2 separate regions of the Mus musculus genome follow, and region 1 is linked to region 2. The links are chromatin loops, found by intact Hi-C in ENCODE. Cell type or tissue: left cerebral cortex. All regions are shown on one strand. Each heading gives the region's core, and the rest is flanking DNA. Links, peaks and the distances in the headings are about the cores only. Region 1 has its middle 110 kb from the start of Gm41259. Region 2 has its middle 58 kb from the start of Gm23139.

Region 1 (2,922 bases), core at 146-2,645, 280 kb before region 2:
TTTAAATTATGTGTGTGTGTGTGTGTGTGTGTGTGTGTGTGTGTGTGTGTGTGTGTGTAATATATGTTCATGGTTAATGCATGTGCATGTGTATGTATCTCCAGTGGTCAAACATGTGAGCTACTTGATATGGGCACTAGTAGACTCAGGTTCTCTGGCAGAGTAGTCTGTGCCCTTAAGAACTGGGCCATCTCTCTGGACCCTGCACAAACCTTTCAATTTGTTCTCTGTCTTGACTTTTACTTTTGCTGCTTGAAATTCTGAGTCATAGCCAAAACCTGTTTCTACATACCACTCCTTTTCAGTATTTCACAAGTCTCCTTTCTCTAGTTAATGAAAAGTTATGCTCTTTCAGGGATATCAGTGAGGTTTGCTTCCTTTTTTGGTGTTCTTTGCAGCCTGCAGTTGATATTTCTGTATCTAGGGTAGAAGTTCAATTCCATGCACCCAACCCCACCACTGGGTAGGTTCTTCTAACCTTTAGGCACATGCTAAGATAATGGTATATTAACTTCTATTTGGGACTCAGTAGTGTTGCCTCTGTGTAGTTTCTTTTCCTATGATCTTGCCAGCATTGGTGTCTGAGGTTACAAGGGTTTATGAATTCACTAATGTGGTGTGCTTTCGTATAGGATAAGGTTTCAGGTTATAACAGGTGGTACCTGCAAGTGTTGTGGGTTGCTGTCTATAGGACAATCTTTGATGTGGTCAGGATCACAGTCTTACTAGATGTCAAGGCAATGTCAGACCTGTGGAGACACTGCCGACTCTCTGGCTGCACATGTCGTTTCTAGAAGACACAGCATTTACTGATGTGTTATTAGATTACTCTCAGCTACACAGGGCATCCTGGCTACCTGTGAGGTAAGGAAAAGGAATTTAAAATAACTATTACAAAGAAACCCAGCAAGATATGATAATACAGATAACTGATTCAATAAAATCAGGAAAAAAAGCAATTCAAATGAGAAATTCAGCAAAACTATTAAAAGAGAATAAAACAGACTTTTGTTACTGAGAACATTATATTTATAGAGTGACTTTCAAAGGATAAATTGAGAAGGACAACCCATAGACTTAGAAAGGAGGAAAGGAACATGGGCATGTGAGCCAGACTACTGTGCCACACTTTCTAAGGGCTAGACTGATGCCTGACTGGTTGTTAGATCAAAGTGAGTGATAGTTACATCCAGTGCCAGAGCTTTGTTAGCTTCGGGAAAAAATAGATGTAAGTTATTTTCTTAGGGCTTGGCTCTGAGCAGCCAGCTTTCTGGCTTTGCATCCACCTACATGAAATGGTAGAATCATAGGAGAATCTTCGCAGTGCATAGCTATATCTGTACCTAGAGGTCCTCACAGTATGGTTGATACTATCTGTACTCTTGAGTTTTATGTGGTTATAGATAAAACTGTAATAGTTTATCTATTGTAGGGTGGATTATACAGTGGGTTCATGTTGAGAAGAGATGCAGATGTGTAAACTCTAAGAAGTGTACCAAACTAAGTTTGGGGTTTGTCATGTTTGGGGGAGTCTCTTATGTGGTTCAGAACAGCAAAAATGGAAATAGTGGGATGTTCCAAGTTACATTTCCTCTAACAATGAAATCCTATCTATGCTCTGAGCAGAGTTGTATTGATGACACAGTATGAGACAGATTCAATGCATCATGTGTGTGTGTGTGTGTGTGTGTGTGTGTGTGTGTATGTCTGGAATGCTATGTTTACTCCATTCACAAGAATTGGAGTAAAGTTCTCTGTTGTATCTTTCATGGTGGACAATATCAGTCAACAATAAAAAGCAAGAGTATCAGAATGTCGTAGCTACTCTTAAATACTATATCTGCTGGAAAAGTCAACATAAAAGACTCAGATATCTTATTTAAGAAGTAAAGCAAAGTGTCCAAAGTGGAGTCTAGCTAGTTATTGCCTCATGGACCATCCCCTGAAACTAGGTGGAAAACTGAACAAAAGACGAAACATAGCACTTGGTTATAAAAGTTCCAAACTTATTGTTAATTTAAGCAAGTTTTCTATGCCAATTGTAGGTTTGATCAGGAAAAATGAGGGATACTAAGCTGAGATACAAATGAAAGCCATAAATCTCTTGGGTCTTTGAGTGTTCCTCTGAAAGTGGATCATTTTTTGTGTCGTAAAGATGTTATTCTCTTATAAAGTGTTCAGAGTCTTTGAATGAAAATTATGGTAGATAAGATACCTAGAAACTTCTACAAACATCTCCACTCATACTCACATGCCCAATGGAGCCATAAATACCGTTAAATCTTATAATAACCCTGAACGAGGAGGATGAGAATCAGACACCAAAGAAACTGTAAAATACAGTGGAGTAGCAGGGCACTCAGGGTTCAGCATCTTAGTCGTATAACATAGTTTTTAAGTATAAATTAAACCATTTGCCTTTATTTAATAGAATTATGAATTTTGTCTCATTATCAACTTTAAAGTGTTTAATTTCCACTCATGGGCATAATAAATCAAATGTACCAACTGATTTTTAAGGTCTTATCAAAATAGATTTTTGTGTCTATGTTTTAATGTTATGTCATATTTCATATTTCTTACATTTTTCTCAGTATCCATTAACATAAATTGCTTTATTCAATTGAATTATAGCAGATGCCAATTTATTTCTAACTACATTCTTTTATATTCTGATATCATTGTGACAATGTGAAATTATTATAATCATATCAAATTTGAAATCTGAGTTTGTAACTGATCCAGGGTTATAAAGCCATTTAAGTTGTTTTTTTTTTTCCCTCCAGTAATAGGATACCATAGGTTTTCCAGAAAAAACTGAAGATAATGAACATTTAATGAGCTATTTCAAAATCTACTCGAGAAAGAAATAACTTCATACATTTAATTTGATTCGGAAATTATTTCTCTCAGAAGTTTAGT
Region 2 (2,922 bases), core at 207-2,706:
GTAGAGGGGAGCTGAGCAGAGATAATTGAAAAACTTATTTTCAGATGTGCCTTAACATTATATGTCTAATTTTATTCTGACATTGACAAAGCTGCTGGTAAATGAGGTTATACAGTTTCATTAGATTATCTAAATGTCATTTAAGGGAAAGAGAAAACCAACTTCAGTATAATTTCAAATAGCCCCTTCACTGCACATACAAATGGGCTGAGTCTTTAGGCTGTGTCAGGATTTCCTCTATTCCTGTGTCTACTCAACCTACAGAATCATCTCCCCTCCCCCACATCCAAAGCCCCACTCCCTGCCCAACTTGAAAAAGGAACTTCTGTACCTTTCCATATTCTCTCTGCCACTTTCTCATGATAACCTGTCTATCTCCATCAACCTGGGCAACACTTGCTCACAGGCCATGGCTTCCTTTCACAGATTTCCTAAATGTCTTCAGATTATTTATGACTCTTGTTTCCTTCCCCCTTGCCCATCGGCTCCCAGCACACAAGACTTGCAGACCTCTCCTAAGTGCTAGCATTTAAGAGAAGGTTTCTAAAACTTTCATGCCTCTTCTCGACCCCAATGTCAATACAGAAAGCTCTTTGGTGCAACACCTCTGCTGTCCCACGCAGAGATGGATCTAGCCCTTGAACATGCTACACAAGCACTCCACCATTGACTGAGATAGATATGCAATGCTATGTTCACTTTGAAACAGAGTCCAGACTGGTCTTAAACCTCTGGCTTGAGCTTGGGATTTTCTGGTCTCAGTCTTCCCATTTGTTGTGATTTCAGCCCTGCACCACCAGACCCAGGCACATCTATTGCTTGATCTGTGCTTCTAATGGGACCAGCAGACTCAGCTATTGATAGCTATGTGAATTAATTGAAAGATGGTACCTCAAAATACAGTCTAAGTTCATACCATTCCTTCTGGCAAACATTTAGTTTAACACCTCTGCTCAAATCTGACAAGAAAACCCTTTTCTCTTTGACTGACATTTCTTGTGAACCCCAAGATAGGCAGTTGGCTGCTCAATTGTCATTTCTGTAACTGCCGCCTCCTCTAGACATTAGTTTGTCTGGATAAGTTCAAAATCAAATTCTCATCACCCTTTTTCCAGATCTGTATTTCTGTATTAGTCAGGGTTCTCTAGAGTCACAGAACCTATGGAATATATATATATATATATATTAAGGTATGCCTCAAGATCTGGATTAAAGTTATACGCCATCCCACCTCAAGATCTGGATCAAAAGCCTGTGTCTTCCAGATTCAAGATCTGAATAAAATCCATGTTGTCTTTCTGCCTCAAGATCCAGGTCACATGTATACCCTCTATTTCTAGATTGCAGTTCACTTCAGTTATAGTCAAATACAACTGAGAATACCCTTCACAAGACCTAACCATGGATGTCCTGGTTTGATCTAAAGACTTTGACACCTGGCTTAACCTTTATCGTTAACTGTTATGTCTGGAGTAGAATTGTTAAAGCAACCTTAAAGGACTCATCACAGAGAACACCAACAAAAACAGAGAGAAAGGACAGGAAGGAAAGAAAGGAAGAAAGGGTGGGAGGGGGAGGAGGGAGGGAGGAAGGAAGGAAGGAAGGAAGGAAGGAAGGAAGGAAGGAAGGAAGGAAGGAAGGAAGGAAGGAAGGAAGGAAGGAAGGAAGGAAGGAAAAAAGCAGCTAAGGTCACCTGTGTAGCAAACATTTTTAACAATGGCTGTACTGCCATCTGCTGGAAGAGTTTGTAAACTGCACTTGAACTAAAGCTTCAACTCTGTCCCTATATTCTGAACACTCTAAACACAGACTTTCATGCTGGATGTTATAGCAGATTTAGAGATTTCTGCAAGACGTATTTTTGACTTAAAGCAATACAAAGTTACAATTAACAAGCAGTTGATTGGCTTTCGATTGCAAGAGACATGTTACACTGACAAAACTTCAGTAAAGCAATGGCTGATCTGTTGAGCAATGTTAGGGTTTGTAAAACATCTTGTCCAATGTCAGATAAGCTTTAGGAAATCACCCAACCTTTAGTGCTCTCTGATCTCTAGAGTCAGGCTGCCTGTACATTTACTGCTATGCACTGTTGCTGAGTATTTAGGGGGTCCGTTTTCTCTTTGAACTGGCTGGTTTTGTGTGACAACTGAAGACAAGCTAGAGTCATCAGAGAGGAAGGAGCCTCAGGTGAGGAAGTGCCTCCATGAGATCCAGCTATAAGGCATTTTCTCAATTAGTGGTCAATGGGGGGAGGGCCCAGCCCACTGTAGGGGAGGACCACTTCTGGGCTAGCGGTCCTGGGTTCTTTAAGAAAGAAGGCTGGGCAAGCCACGTAAAGAAAGCCAGTAAGCAGCACCCCTCTACGAACTCTGCATCAGCTCCTGCCATAGGTTCCAGCCCTGTTTGAGTTCCTATCCTGACTTCCTTCAGTGATGGACTATGATCTGTAAATGGAAGCCAAATAAACCCTTTCCTCCCTAATTGCTTTTTGGTCATGGTGTTTCACAGCAATAGAAACCCTAACTGAGACAGTCTTTGTCATATGGAGATGGTACTATCACACCTTCTCAGGAGTAATGGGAAGATCCAATCAGGAAAAGCTGTGAAGGCACTCAGAACAGGACACAGTGTTTAATAACTATTAGTGGCTTCCGTTAACCTGCGCAAGTTGCTGCAAATTTTACATAACCATCCCAGTAAGTGACAGTGAGGCCGCAGAGGCTGCAGGCGGTCCCACTGAGTAAATGACTTTCAACTAGTTTGTCAATAAAATTTTTGAAGTGTAACGTGTATATAATAAAAACTCATCGATCATAAAAAGCACAATTTTAGGAGTTTTTTTACTTTACACAGTAAAATTTAACTGTTTTCATAACTACTGTCGGGATAAAGAACTTTGTCACCACCCTGTGCCCGTGA

The links. Hi-C counts contacts between places; a loop is a spot of excess contacts. Peaks named below come from ENCODE experiments on the same cell type or tissue, not always from the same donor. Only the 100,000 strongest peaks of a DNase experiment are listed, where the experiment ranks them.
Region 1: it touches region 2 in a loop (4-fold over the local background); 6 of 42 quality-filtered maps call a loop at or near these places.

What each region holds. Positions count from the first base shown.
Region 1 is chr15:5,929,005-5,931,926 of GRCm38, forward strand. No RefSeq gene overlaps it. Among named protein-coding and RNA genes, the nearest start is that of Gm41259, 110 kb to the right of the region's middle. In left cerebral cortex, for the core only: no CTCF peak of the experiment used is centred there; a DNase peak (open chromatin) is centred at 1,249.
Region 2 is chr15:6,207,760-6,210,681 of GRCm38, forward strand. No RefSeq gene overlaps it. Among named protein-coding and RNA genes, the nearest start is that of Gm23139, 58 kb to the left of the region's middle. In left cerebral cortex, for the core only: a CTCF peak has its summit at 1,740 (motif pointing left); a DNase peak (open chromatin) is centred at 1,742.